Linked DNA regions of Homo sapiens: all the other regions are linked to region 2. The links are chromatin contacts, found by Hi-C or POLR2A ChIA-PET in ENCODE. All regions are on one chromosome and are shown on one strand. The core of a region is the stretch at or near the end of the contact, and the rest is flanking DNA. Distances in the headings are between cores, read along the strand shown. Region 1 holds the start of MAT2A (methionine adenosyltransferase 2A). Region 2 holds the start of CHMP3 (charged multivesicular body protein 3). Region 3 holds the start of SH2D6 (SH2 domain containing 6).

Evidence for each region. Hi-C counts contacts between places; a loop is a spot of excess contacts on that map. ChIA-PET counts read pairs that join two places held with the same protein, here RNA polymerase II (POLR2A). Pooled maps may share reads with other maps.
Region 1: a map with no recorded cell type shows a loop between it and region 2 (20-fold over the local background). The contact joins the promoter of MAT2A here to the promoter of CHMP3 in region 2. A Hi-C loop is called at or near these places in 3 of 37 single-sample maps with no recorded cell type and 9 of 50 pooled maps.
Region 3: a map of CD14-positive monocyte shows a loop between it and region 2 (6-fold over the local background). The contact joins the promoter of SH2D6 here to the promoter of CHMP3 in region 2. A Hi-C loop is called at or near these places in 1 of 168 maps with a recorded cell type or tissue (CD14-positive monocyte) and 4 of 50 pooled maps. POLR2A ChIA-PET finds 5 or more read pairs at or near these places in 1 of 52 experiments (activated CD8-positive, alpha-beta memory T cell).

What each region holds. Positions count from the first base shown.
Region 1 is chr2:85,536,012-85,540,444 of GRCh38, forward strand. It overlaps MAT2A (methionine adenosyltransferase 2A), which reads left to right and starts at 3,157. Exons shown (of 9, transcript NM_005911.6): 1 at 3,157-3,367. The coding sequence starts at 3,277. PARTICL (promoter of MAT2A antisense radiation-induced circulating long non-coding RNA) reads right to left here and starts at 2,875. Exons shown (of 1, transcript NR_038942.1): 1 at 1,456-2,875. RefSeq lists enhancers at 2,075-2,164, 2,565-2,774, 2,845-2,934 and silencers at 2,965-3,234, 3,415-3,744.
Region 2 is chr2:86,560,361-86,564,734 of GRCh38, forward strand. CHMP3 (charged multivesicular body protein 3) reads right to left here and starts at 3,083. Exons shown (of 6, transcript NM_016079.4): 1 at 2,944-3,083. The coding sequence starts at 2,988. All of the region lies in intron 3 of RNF103-CHMP3 (RNF103-CHMP3 readthrough), which reads right to left. It overlaps CHMP3-AS1 (CHMP3 and RNF103 antisense RNA 1), which reads left to right and starts at 1,710. Exons shown (of 6, transcript NR_183901.1): 1 at 1,710-1,887; 2 at 2,486-2,560; 3 at 2,908-3,039; 4 at 3,328-3,422; 5 at 3,617-3,780. RefSeq lists enhancers at 2,509-2,678, 2,689-2,788, 2,946-3,240, 3,399-3,458.
Region 3 is chr2:85,415,844-85,420,077 of GRCh38, forward strand. SH2D6 (SH2 domain containing 6) reads left to right here and starts at 2,871. Exons shown (of 24, transcript NM_001394463.1): 1 at 2,871-3,087; 2 at 3,186-3,401. It overlaps LOC105374841 (a long non-coding RNA gene), which reads left to right. Exons shown (of 3, transcript XR_940316.3): 3 at 251-1,118. It also overlaps a transcript of CAPG not described here. RefSeq lists enhancers at 2,212-2,321, 2,318-2,853, 2,332-2,491.

The DNA.
Region 1 (4,433 bases), core at 1,907-4,406, 1.0 Mb before region 2:
TCACATGATCGCCAGAGTCTCTCATTTCTCTGCTTCCTTCTGCCATCTTTTTTTTTGAGACGGAGTCTTGCTCCGTCGCCCAGGCTGGAGTGCAGTAGTGCGGTCTCAGCTCACTGCAAGCTCCACCTCCCGGGTTCACATCATTCTCCTGCCTCAGCCTCCCAAGCAGCTGGGATTACAGGCGCCCGCCACCACGCCCAGCTAATTTTTTGTATTTTTAGTAGAGATGGGATTTCACCGTGTTAGCCAGGATGGTCTGGATCTCCTGACCTCGTGATCCACCCCGCCTCGGCCTCCCAAAGTGCTGGGATTACAGGCGTGAGCCACCGTGCCCCGCCCCCTTCTGCCATCTTTATATTCGTTCATTTTCCGTTTCCTTCCCTTCCTTTCTTGTCTCTCCCTCTTGAACATTTCTAAGCACCTTGTGTGTGCCAGGCATTCAGTAACAAAGCTTGAGCAAAACAGCCCACCTTCTCATTATCATGGAGCTTACAAGCCTAACTGGGAATTGGAGACATTCATCAAATAATCACCAAATCTATAATTTGAAACTGCACTTAGTGCCATGAAATAAAACACAGGCCCCTGTGACAAATCTGTGTAGATGAAGGCTTCATCCAGGAAGTGGTAGCTGAGCTGGAGTGAGAAGGATAAGGAGTTAGCCAGGCATCTCCCCACATTTAGAGCGCCGAGTGGGCAGAGACCAGGATTGTTATAGCATTTGCTCCTGGGTCTGACTCACAGATGTGCTCATAAATATTTGTGGAAGGGAGGAAGGGACAATACGAATAATATAAAATAAATGAAAATGTGTCCTCCTTTGTTTTGATACTATGAAATTAATAAAATTAACTGCTACTAACTAAAAAATCCAAGTAGAACACAGAAAGGAGAGTGTGGCACAAGGTAAGGTTGCAGAAGTAGCAGCCAAATCACACTGGGGCCTTGAGTATGTAGAGATTTTAGTCCGTATCCCGACAGCAATTGAAAGCCACTGAAAAGTAATTCACAGCAAATATAGTTAATTTTTTTACAGCTTACATTAAAACAAATTATGTACTAGATACTGTGCTAAAGACTCTACTTGCACTATTTGAATCCTTGAAACAATCCTATGATGTACTATTAATATTCCAATTTTACAGAACGAGGATACTGATGCATAGAGAGGTCGTGACTCCAAACCCCTACTCTTACTGTATTACACCTACACACTATTCACAAGTGAGAGAAGTAGGTAAGCAACTATGTACAGCTAAATCTCATCTCCTTGGCAGGCCTAGCCCCACTGTGGAGTTGGTAGCACAGGGGTATCAGGATTTAATGAGCCAATCATTGACTTTACGCTCCTTGTTCTGACTCCCTAATAAAATAACCTTCTAGTTATATTCTGGCTTCCCATATAGATTTTTCTGCTGGGAGATAATGCACTGACCAGCCTACACACGCATTTTGTTCCAGTTGACAATTTTATTACACATTGTAAGTTAATAAATTGGCATTCTCCTTTAAAAAATAACAAAAAAATTTAATAGTCTTATACAGTTACTTTCCCATGAAGGGTTAGCTTGAAAAGTAAAAAGCAACGAATAAAAATATCATCACCTATTGTCTCTTTTGTGGTCGAACCTTTTCTTGCTGCCTGCTTTGAGCGACCGTGGATGTGGTCACTGAGTCTGGGGAGGAGCCCTTTATCTTCTTTGTGGATGCCCCCAGCACAGCCCAAGTGCTTCCTTTGTTTCCCACTGAGCCTTTAGCAAATCCCACCTTTCCTCCTGCACCGACGGAGAGGATTGTTCTTGGGAATGCACCTTGTTCTACTGCCGCCAGCAGTAGGCAGCTGGAGACTGTTACTAGGGGTCTCCTTCACCTCCCCAGCGTAAAGTACATCCCATGCTAGGAGCAGGCCGTTCCCTGAGAACCTCATTAAACCCGGCGTTCTTGTCACGCGCTCCGCTCAGGGCCACCAGGCCACCAGCCCGACCAGACCTGCACCGAGGCCCAGCCCCAGAACAGGCTGCAGAGACCCCCGCCCCCAAGGCGGGCTCCCTCCAAACGGGACTCCATACTCCTTGCTGGCTCAAGTTTTGTTTCGCTCTTTTTCCCTGTAATTCCTTTATTGGGCAAAACTGGGACAAACGCAGGTGGACATTTTAAAGTGAAAGCTTCATGAAACAGCCCATTCCACGCCGTCAAGAGATCTGCTTAAGCACATTCAAGGGAACGAATAGCCCCCACCCACCAAAAAAGAAATGTTCGTTCCATATTCTCCTGAACAGAGGATTGAAACATCGATTCCCCCCCCCTTCAAAGGAACAGGAAGGCCACGGGGCAAGGACGGACTTGGGAGCGGCCTCCTTTCTCTCTGGAGGGAAAGGCTGGAGCGCTGCCTCCACTTTTAAGTCCACGAACCACGAAGGGTGAGGATCCCTCAGAAACTTTAGCGCAGGGGAGCGGGCAGGAGGGCGATTGTTTAAATCGATGGCAGCACCTTCATTAATCTGCTTTCCGGCCATCTTCAGCAGAGCCATTCACCAGGAAACGACTAGAAGGTGGGCCTGCGCCCCTCAGATATCCCGGGGCCGGCAACGAGCCGGGCAGGGACGCCGAAGGAAGGCCGTGAGGAGCCCTCGCTGGCCGGCCAAGATGGCCACCTTCACATGGCCGACCGCCACCGGCTCCCTGCCACCCGGCATCTAGAGGCGGGACGGCCAGAAAGACCCCAGCCGCAGCACAAAACCTCCGCGATTCCCGCCGCCTCCGCTGGGGGACGCGACCTCCGGGAAAGCTATCCCGGCCAACGGTCGGAAGGGAGGTGCCATGTCACCGCACAGGGGAGCGGGTCCAGCAAGCCCCAGTCGCTTTTTCTCCCACATCAAACAAGGAAGAGCAATCCCCCACGTCTCCTCGCGTCTGCATTTTTCTCCTAGCTCTAGCGGCTCAAGATAGCTGAACGGTCTCTGGAGGGCCGGATTGCCACGGCACCTCCCGCGGCCGCGCAGTGTGGTTCAGCCCGGACTCCGCGGGGCGAGCTGCCCTTCCTCCCCCGACCCCCGCGCAAGTGGTGCATTGGCGCGCGGCGCCGAGGGGCGGGGCCCGAGCCGGGCGCGCGCGGGCGCTGCTCTATAAATACCGGGCCGCACCGCCCGCTGCTTCGTTCGCTCCGCGCCGCCCGCCTGCTACGAGTAGAACGCTGTCCGCAGCTTGCGCATTTCGCAGCCGCTGCCGCCTCGCCGCTGCTCCTTCGTAAGGCCACTTCCGCACACCGACACCAACATGAACGGACAGCTCAACGGCTTCCACGAGGCGTTCATCGAGGAGGGCACATTCCTTTTCACCTCAGAGTCGGTCGGGGAAGGCCACCCAGGTGAGGGGACGGCCTGAAGCGAAGCGTGGGGCGGGGCAGAAGGCAGCGCCAAGGTCCGGCTGGCTGCGGCCGGCCGGTGGTGGGGCCCGCGCGGGTCGTCCTCGTCCGCCGGGTGATGGAAGAGCGGCGACCGCGCGCTTTCCTCGTGGCGCCGCCAGGGCCTGGCGCGTGGCCGCCGCTCCTCTTCCCCCTCCCCTCTCCACCCTTCCCTTCCCCCCTCCCTTTTCATTCGGTCGCGCGCCTAGGCATGCGGAAGGTTCCAGAAAACGTGAAGGGCGGGGGCTGTGGTCGCTAGTGAGTTCTGGCCGGGAAGGGAGGGCACTGTTAACCCCTCCCGGCCCTGCCGTCTGACAAACCTGGAGTGGGCGACCCGCCCCGCGTGCTCGCGTCCGGCCCTCGGGAGCGCGCGCCCCGCATTGCAGCGGCGACCACGTGTTTGCCGCATGTGGTATCTGGGCGAGGGGGAGCCGTGAGCCTCCCCGGCTGTCCTGGCCCTCAGTTTGAGGGGTGGGGGGCCTATGCCTTGGGACGTCGTCTGGCTCCACTGCCTCAGTGGTTAGGTCTTGACTACACACTGGAGAATACGCACATGCCCTTCGGCGGATATGGCCTTGCCTCCAAGGTGACGGCCTCTGACTAAATATAGCTCATGTCCAAGAAGGCAGTCCTTATTTGGACCCCTTGTGAAAAGGATGGGAAGCATGAATTAGGAGCTGCCATTGCTTTGGGTTCGCATTTAAAGTCTTCGGTGCAGGGTTTTACTTGAGGCTTTGTCCGCTCAACCGCCATTATGGGGATCAATTGGCACGTGAAGGAGGAGTAAAGCTATATTTCCAGGAACTGAAAATCTCAGCCTGAGCATATCGGCTAGTAAAGATGATTATTTGGCTCTTTTGGCTGTTTCTGCCCTTAGGATGACCGCAGTAGTTATCTATCTGGTGGCTTTAGGGTCTGGTCAGTTTACTGTGCCCATGATGAAATCCCACAAGTAACTTAGTGGTATGAGAGGACAAACCCAGGATCTTGATGAGTGCTGAAGGTTAGCTGTTACACCAGTTAGTAGTAG
Region 2 (4,374 bases), core at 1,833-4,332:
ATGGAATACTATGAAGCCATAAAAAAGGATGAGTTCACGTCCTTTGCAGGGACATGGATGAAGCTGGAAACCATCATTCTCAGCAAACTATCACAAGATCAGAAAACCGAACACCGCATGTTCTCACTCATAAGTGGGAATTGAACAATGAGAACATATGGACACAGGGAGGGGATCATCACACACCGGGGCCTGTCAGGGGTTGGGGGTTGGGGAGGGATAACATTAGCAAAAATACCTAATGTAGGTGACCAGTTGATGGGTGCAGCAAACCACCACAGCACGTGTATATATGTAACAAAACTGCACGTTCTGCACATGTAACCCAGAACTTAAAGTATAATTTAAAAAAAAAAAAAAGAAAAGAGGTTTAACTGGCTCACAGTTCTGCAGACTGTACGGGAAGCACAGCAGCTTCTGCTTTTGGGGAGGCCTCAGGAAGCTTCCAATCATGGGGGAAGGCAAAGAAATAGGCATCTTACATGGCAGGAGCAAGAGAGAATGAGGGAGAAGGTGCTACACACTTTTAAACAACCAGATCTCATGAGAACTCACTATCTCAAGGACAGTACCAAAGGTGATAGTGCTAAACCACTCATGGGAAATCTGCTCCCATGATCCAATCACCTCATACTAGGTCCCACCTCCAACACTGGGGATGACAATTTGACATGAGATTTGGCGGGGACACAGATCCAAACCATATCAGGTGCCCTATCCAAACCAGCTCTTAAAATGTTTATCTTACTTGCTAGAAGTTAAGTTCTTTGGCTTCTTATTTCACCTTTATAATCCCTCTTTGGGAGGTAGTATAAATGGCATGATAATTCTAAGTATAGGCCTTAGAATACATAACCTCTGGTGCTGTAATTCACAAACTGTATGACCTTGGGCAAATTACCTAAATACTGTATGCCTCAGTTGCCACCTGTAAAGTGGAGACAATAACAGTTCCTACCTCATAACATTGCAGAGTGCTTAACACAATGCCTGGTTCAATATGTTAGCTAAAGGTGGTGGTAGTTAGGGCTAATCTTAATTCACTCTACAATCTTGCTACTCAAGTGTAGACCAGCAGCATCAACATCACCTGGGAGCTTATTAGAAATCTCAGACCCTATCCAAGACCTACTGAATCAGATTTTGAATTCTGACAAGATCCCTAATGATTAGTGTGCACACTAATGCTTGAGAAGCACTGCTCTACAATACCCAGACTTGTCCATAATGGGGGGAAAAACAACTAAAATTTTTTATTCAATAAATGATCTTACCTGTTCGGCTCTGGCAAGCATAGTTTTAAAAACCAATCTCATGCATCAACCCTGCCATTTTCCAGTGTCAATCAGCTTTCTCAGGTAGATTACCCTACTGAAGAGTGTACCAATATCGTGTTCTTAGCAATTTATCATTTAAAAACAATCTAAGTGTACAATATACTAGAGTAGTATAGTAGTACATATACTAGAGACTAGTTTAAACAATAAAGCAACCATTTCCCCAGCATCTTTTTTGCTTCTCCATAATCTTATCTCAATTTACGAATGGCAATGCCAAGGCCAAACACTGAAGACAACAAATAATCTCTCCCTACCACACTTCTACAATAACAAGAATCTTAGAATATACAGATGTCACAAAATGTGCATCTATATAATGTTCTATAGTTTCCAAAGTGATGTTATACCGTTATTTCATTTAAGCGCCACAATTTTTATTTTACCAAGGAGCAAAACTGAGTAAGTTTCCTGACGAAAATAATGAGTGTCTACTGTTCTAGGGCCTTTAACAACAACAACAACAAATTTACATTAACGCACATTATGTGCCAGGAATTGCAAGATGCATAAGATTAGTTTTTAAAATGTGCCTGCTAGAGCTGAACAGGTAAGATCATTTATTAAAGGATTTCAGGATTTTTTTTTTCCATTATGGACAAGCCTAGGTGTTGCAGAGCAGTGCTTCTCAAAGCACTGATGTGCACACTAATCATTAGGGAGCTTGTCAGAATTCAAAATCTGACTCAGTGGGTCTGGAGTGGTGTCCGAGATTTAACAAGCTCCCAGGTGATGTTGATGCTGCTGGTTGGCATTTGAGTAGCAAAGCTGTGCCGTATTTAAAGAATTAGCCCTAACTACCAATATGAAAACTTTACATCCCTGAATCTTCAATTACTCTGAGGTGACACTACTATTATTCTGGCTTCACAGTCGAGAAGGCACTGAGAAGTGAACTTTCCAGAGATCACAGAGCTGAGATGTGGGAAGGCAGGATTCAAACTTAGGTTGACTGACTGCAGGGCATTTTCAACTGTTTGCCTCCCAATATTATCTCAATTAATAGGTAACGAGAGTTCGAAGCCGGGTCCAGAGCTATCTTCTGTAACATTCTTCTGGGTCGAGTCCCTGCCCCGCTACGGTATGTGCCTAGGGTCAACACAAGGGCTGGGGAAAGAGGAAACTGAGCCTCTTTTTCAACACAACAGGGAGGACGGAGAACAGACGGCTCCTCCGGCAGACGCGACCCGGCCCGCTCCAAACAACGCTTCGGGCAGGAGAAGGTTCTCCGGGTGGTCCGCAGCCGGGCTGGAGGGGTGGGGCCTACGCTGGGAAAAGGTTCCGGGCGGGTCGTACCAACGCGCGCAGGGGGAAGAGGTTTCCGAGGCCAGGACGGTGTCGCTGCCTACGCGCTCAGTGGCGAGGTGGAGAAACTCTTCATCCACCCTCGGCTACCTGTTCGAGAGCCATGGCACCAGGAGCTCTCGCGTCCCACAGCCGACTCCTAAAGACTCTTCCTCCGGCCCCCCTGTCGAGTGGGAGTCCCCGGAAATGGGGGCCGGGCGGTATCGGGCAGGCGGTGGGGAGAAGAGTGTCCTGTCATTTACCAACTTCACTACGCCCCACACAGATCCACCCGCTTATCTGCCGCCGCCGTAGCCCTTACCAGTTCTTTGGGCGGCTTCTCCTGGGTCTTTCCAAACAGCCCCATGACGAACTGAACCCGTCTTGCCCCTTCCGGCTTTCAGTTCCCCGCGCCCAGGCAGGTCACGGGCAGCCGCCTGGGCGGGGCCCGCGGAAAAGGAGGTAGTCCCAACCCCCAGAGTAGGGAGCGGCGGCACTAGGGGATGTTGCGCATGCGCCATACGCCTGCGCAGAATCGAGTGAGTGGGAGACTAGTCAAAAAGGCTGACGTCATCGCACATGTTCTGGTCATGTCTGTGTGGGGGAGACCACGGATTCGGTGCTTTTCGTAAGGTGTAGAAATGATTGCTCTGAAAGATACGAATTTGTTGGCTACAACTGCTTCTAATACTTCACCTAAACCTAGATGTTGCACCAGAAGTCTGGATCTCCACGCAGACGTGTACACTTAGCATCACTTTCCCGACAGCTTCATCTTTGTGTCCAGTAGGCAACTCACAGGTGACAAACCAAAAATAACCTCTTTTTCCTCCCGCCAACCCACTCCTCCCCTCTGCTTGCACCACCATCACCTGGTCACTAAACCCTAGGCATCGTCCTCTCTCCCCTCTTACCAAGTCCCAACCATTCTAACTTCAATATGTCTGAACTTCAACCCTCCCCTTTCCATCCCAACTGCGGTCGTTTTTTTTCAGGCCATCGCCCTTTCCAGCGTGGGCGATTCCTGCCTAGCATTTGTCCATGTGTGTCCCGTCCTACACGCCACACTGACCGTGAGCTTAATCACACTCTCAAAGGAATCTGACTAAAGAGAACTAGACACATTTTAGCACGGACAGTTCCTGATTAGGCCTATACGGTGAGCTGATGGTTACTGTCATTAACTCATCCGAGGATGGTGAAGGGGACCATTTGTTACCTCAGCCCCATACTCCTGTCTCTGGTGGAATCATAAAATGGTTCGGCAGCTTTGAAAACATTTTGACAATTTCTTAAAATGCTAAACAAAGCCAGCCTTCCATTCCTAGCTATTTACCCAAGAGGGAAAAAAGCATATGTTCTTACAAAGACTTGTACACAAATGTTCATAGCAGCTCTATTTGTAATAGCCATAAACTGGAAACAATCCAAATGTCTATCAACAAGTGAATGGATAAACCAGTCGTGATTGATCCATACGAAGGAATAGTACTGAGCAATAAAAAAGTAAACTATTGATAAATGCAACAGCATGGATGAATCTCAAAATAATTCTGCCAAGTGAAAGAAGCCAGAACCGTATGATTCCATTTACATAACATTCTGGAAAATGCAAACTAATACATAGTGACAGAGAGTACATGGGCGGTTGCTAGCGGATAGGAGTGGGGTCAGAAAGAGGCAGAAAAGAGGGATTACAAAGAGACACGAAGTTTAGGGGGATGATGGATAATATCTTGATTGTGATGATGGT
Region 3 (4,234 bases), core at 1,621-4,120, 1.1 Mb before region 2:
TTTTTCTTTTTTCTTTTTTTTTAAGAGACAGGGTCTCACTCTGTCACCTAGGCTCTGGAGTGCAGTGGCATGATCATAGCTCCCTGCAGCCTTGAACTCCTGAGCTCAAGTGATCCTCCTTCCTCGGCCTCCCAAAGTGCTGGGATTACAGGAGTGAGCCACTGTGCCCAGCCGGGAGGATCCGCAAAAAGAATGAAGGCCTGGACAATGCAAGATACCATCACCATTATTAATAAACTCCTACTTCTAGGATGAACACCTGGCTGAAGAAACCCAGGAGAGAGAAGCACTGGACACTGGCTTCTGGGCTTAGCTGCTTGGACTCTGGCCAAGGTCTGGGGATGTCCAGGACAATCAGCTTTCTGCTTCTGTGCCCATAAACTCGGGGTATGGACTCATTTCCAGTGCTGAGAAGTTCTGAAATTGCAAAAGATTCTTCCTAGCAAGTTCTCGACCTGTCTTCTAACTACCCTGCCATGTGGCCCTCTCTGGGCCTCAGTTTCCCATCTGTGAATGAAAGCACTAGACTCGAAGGGTCCCTTCTGGCTCCTCTAACTCCAACCGAGAGGCACAGCTCAGGCTGAGCAGTTGCATTTCCTCATCACGGGGGACTGACAGGGATCTTTTGCAATGCTCAATTCTAACATCAAAATTCCCCCAAATATTCCTTTTTTTTTCTTTTTTCGAGACAGAGTCTCACTCTTGTCGCCCAAGCTGGAGTGCAATGGCACAATCTCAGCTCACTGCAACCTTCCCCCCCGCCGGTTCAAGTGATTCTCCTGCCTCAGCCTCCCGAATATCTGGGACTACAGGCGCACGCCACTATGCCAGCTAATTTTTTTGTATTTTTAGTAGAGACAGGGTTTCATCATTTCGGCCAGGCTAGTCTCGAACTCCTGACCTCAGGTGATCTGCCTGCCTCGGCCTCCCAAAGTGTTGGGATTACAGGTGTGAGCCACCTCACCGGCCCCAAATATTTATTTGAAGACATTGATTCAGGATGCTTCTAGCCATTAAATTTGATTTGCAAATGAATTTTTCTGGATCACCTCACAGGCCCTGGGGAATGGCCAGGGGTCTGGGTGGCCATATTTTCCGAATAAAGCTCAAAACCAAAACTTTGGTTTTGCCTTTTCTTAAATCACTGCTAGGTGCTCAGGGGCAACCAGAACAGTGACATGCTGGAATTCCTTGTGACTTCTTGGGAAAGTGGGACTGTCCAGTACAGCATGAGTGGCCTGGGGAGGGCACCAGGTGCCTGGGATGGGGGGACTAGTCCCCCAGAAGACAAGTTTACCCCTGTACAGCCAGCGTCACACTGGGTACTCAACACCATAACAGCTAACACTATTGTGTGCTGCCACTATATGCCAGGTGCTATCCTTGATATGATTTTCTCATTTAATCCTTGCATTTACTCTCTAACATGGATCCTCTTATTATCCTCCTTTGACAGATGAGGAAACAGAGATAAAGAGAGATAAAGTAGGTCAAAATCACTTGTTCTAGGTCCCACTTAGTAAGCGGCAGAGGATAGATGGGAGCCATGTAGTGGGAGTCCATGCCCTCCCCACTATCACCGCATGCTAGTGCCAGTTGTGAGTCCTTTCACATGCAAACAGCTATCTCAGCTCTTTTTTTTTTTTTTTTTTTTTTTGAGACAGAGTCTGGCTCTGTTGCCCAGGCTGGAGTGCAGTGGCACCATCTCGGCTCACTGCAAACTCCGCCTCCTGAGTTCAAGCAATTCTCCTGCCTCAGCCTCCCGAGTAGCTGGGATTACAGGCACGTGCCACCACGCCCGGGTAATTTTTTCTATTTTTAGTAGAGATGGGGTTTCGACATGTTGGCCAGGCTGGTCTTGAACCCCTGACCTCAGGTGATCTGCTTGCCTCAGCCTCCCAAAATGCTAGGATTACAGGCGTGAGCCACTGCGCCCGGCCATACCCTCCCTTTTGAGGTGAGGCTCTTGAAGGCCCAGACCTTTCCTCCAGTGCTTTGAGGTCTGATCCTGATGATAATAACACCTCACTCATAACCTGGACTTCACAGTTTACAAAACACCCCTCCTCCTCACCCCCTCCCAAACTCGGTTTATTTTTGTCGTTAAAGCAGAGTTGTAGGCCAGGGTGGACCATAGGTTTTCTTGGTCACGAGAGACTTCCTCCCTCCCTGGGCTCCCCTCTGTAGTGGTGCCAAATAAAAATCTGATCAGTCAAGCCTGTAAGGTAACTAGCGCTAATGTGCAGAGCCAGTCCTGGGCAGGCCTGTTCATTATTTTGCACACTCTTACACCGAAAGGGCCCAGGACCCTCGCCTGACCCAGCCTTGCCTGCCAGGCCTGGGCTGGGTCTCCCAGCCCAAATTCTCACAAGAGGGCCGACTCCGGCCAGAGCGCGCCCCTCTTTGTGCCTCGGTTTGCCCACCTAGAGGTCAGTCCCGCAGGCGTGGCGGGTACATCTCAGGGTCGGCAGAAAGTGCCACCGGGAGCCCAGCCGGAGTTGAGGGCCTCGCGCCGGGCCCACTGTCCAGATCCAGGGCTCACGAGAAAAACGAGGACGCAGGAGAGCCACACGCCAGGACGCGTGTAAGGCCCCAACCCGGCCCCAGCCTGGGCCCTAGACCCCTAAGAACTACAAATCCCAGCAGGCAGTGGGCCGCGGGGCGGGGTCTCGGAAGCTGCGGCCTGTGGTGCCTTTGCTGAGCCCAGGTCCGGAGGGCCCTCGGGGACGGGAGCACCACAACAGACCCCCGGACACACTTACACACACAGTCTCACAAACACACAGTCACACACGCACACACACACACGCGCGCGCGCGCGCCTTTTGGCCCCTCCCCTACAAACTACAAATCCCGGCAGGCAGCGGGCCGTTGGGCGGGGCCTTGGGTGCTGATCCGGACGCAAAGATTGCGCCAGCCAGGGTGGGATCCCGGTAGCTAGGTGGGGGCTACCCTGCTGGGGAAGAGATGGCCTTCTCTCCTCGCAAACCCAGCTCCCCACCCCTGCACGCGCCCCTCTGCCCTGGAGTCGCTGGTCCGAGCCCTCCTTCTCTGCGAACCTGAGCCCCGCCCTGCCCTCCCTACGAGGTTGGGGCCGTGGGAGATGAAGATGGTGGGTGGGGGGTTGGGCCCACAGCCTGCTAAGCAGGCAGAGTGGCCTCCTGAACCCTTCCTCCATCGCCTAGAGCAAACTCCCATTCCTGGAAGGAGGAGCAGCCCAGACCCTGAGACTGGACTAGGTCTGTTAGGGTCCCTGTGTGGCCGGCAGGACTCGTGGTGAAGCCCGGGGAAGGCCTGGGTCCTCCAGGTCAGGGATGTAGGTCCCAGGGTGTGCAGGCCGCGGTATCTGACCATCGTCGGCGCCCTGCGCCCAGGCATCAATTTTACATGGCAGAGTCAAGGTGAGGTTAGGAGGCTGCCAGGAGGTAATAACCAGGGCGCTCGCATTCAGCATCCTCTCTCTCAAAGCACTCTCCTCACACCTCAGGGTCAAATGTCAGAGCTCTTGTCCTAACTTCCCAGGTTGCCCAAGGAGCTTCTGAGGCGCTACAGAAGGGACTTACCCAGACCCTTCAGTGCAAGCCAGGAACTCAGGGTCCGGCCTGCTCGGTAGGATGAGCTGTGCTGAGGCCCTACTTCATCCACCCTTCTGGGCCAGGGCAGCCTCTTTCCAGAGGCCTCTTCTCAGCTGATTTCTGGCTCCCAAGCGGGAGACTCAGGTTACACCTGTATCGGGAGCAGTGACACCACAGTGGCCAGCAACACATTGGACTTTCTGTCTCCAACTCCATTTTCAGCTTTTACACTTCCTGATCTGGGCATATACTGCTACATACTGGATCATCAAGGAAGGAGGAAAATACCTAGTCAATGAAGGTTTAGCCATGACCTTGTAAGTCAGTGAGATTTCATTCTTGTGTGGTTAGTTCGAGGCGAGCTACTTCCTAGAAATATTTCATTTGATCTCTAAACACCTAGAAACAGCTCCAAAAGGGATATTCAAAGTAGATTGCCCAGATTCTCTTGATAGCAGATGTGGGGTTCATATTAACTGGTCGCGTGGTCTCTAAGCATGCCTATTTCTGCCTGGGAAGTTCTCAAAGGTTTGGTTTTCTGAGTGTTTCTGTTAAAACAATCAGCCTTTTGTTGAGTAGCCCTTTTGCCCCTAGAGAGGAGAGATAGGTACCATAGAAACTTGGAGACAGCTATTGACTCAGTCCCTGGACTCTTTAAT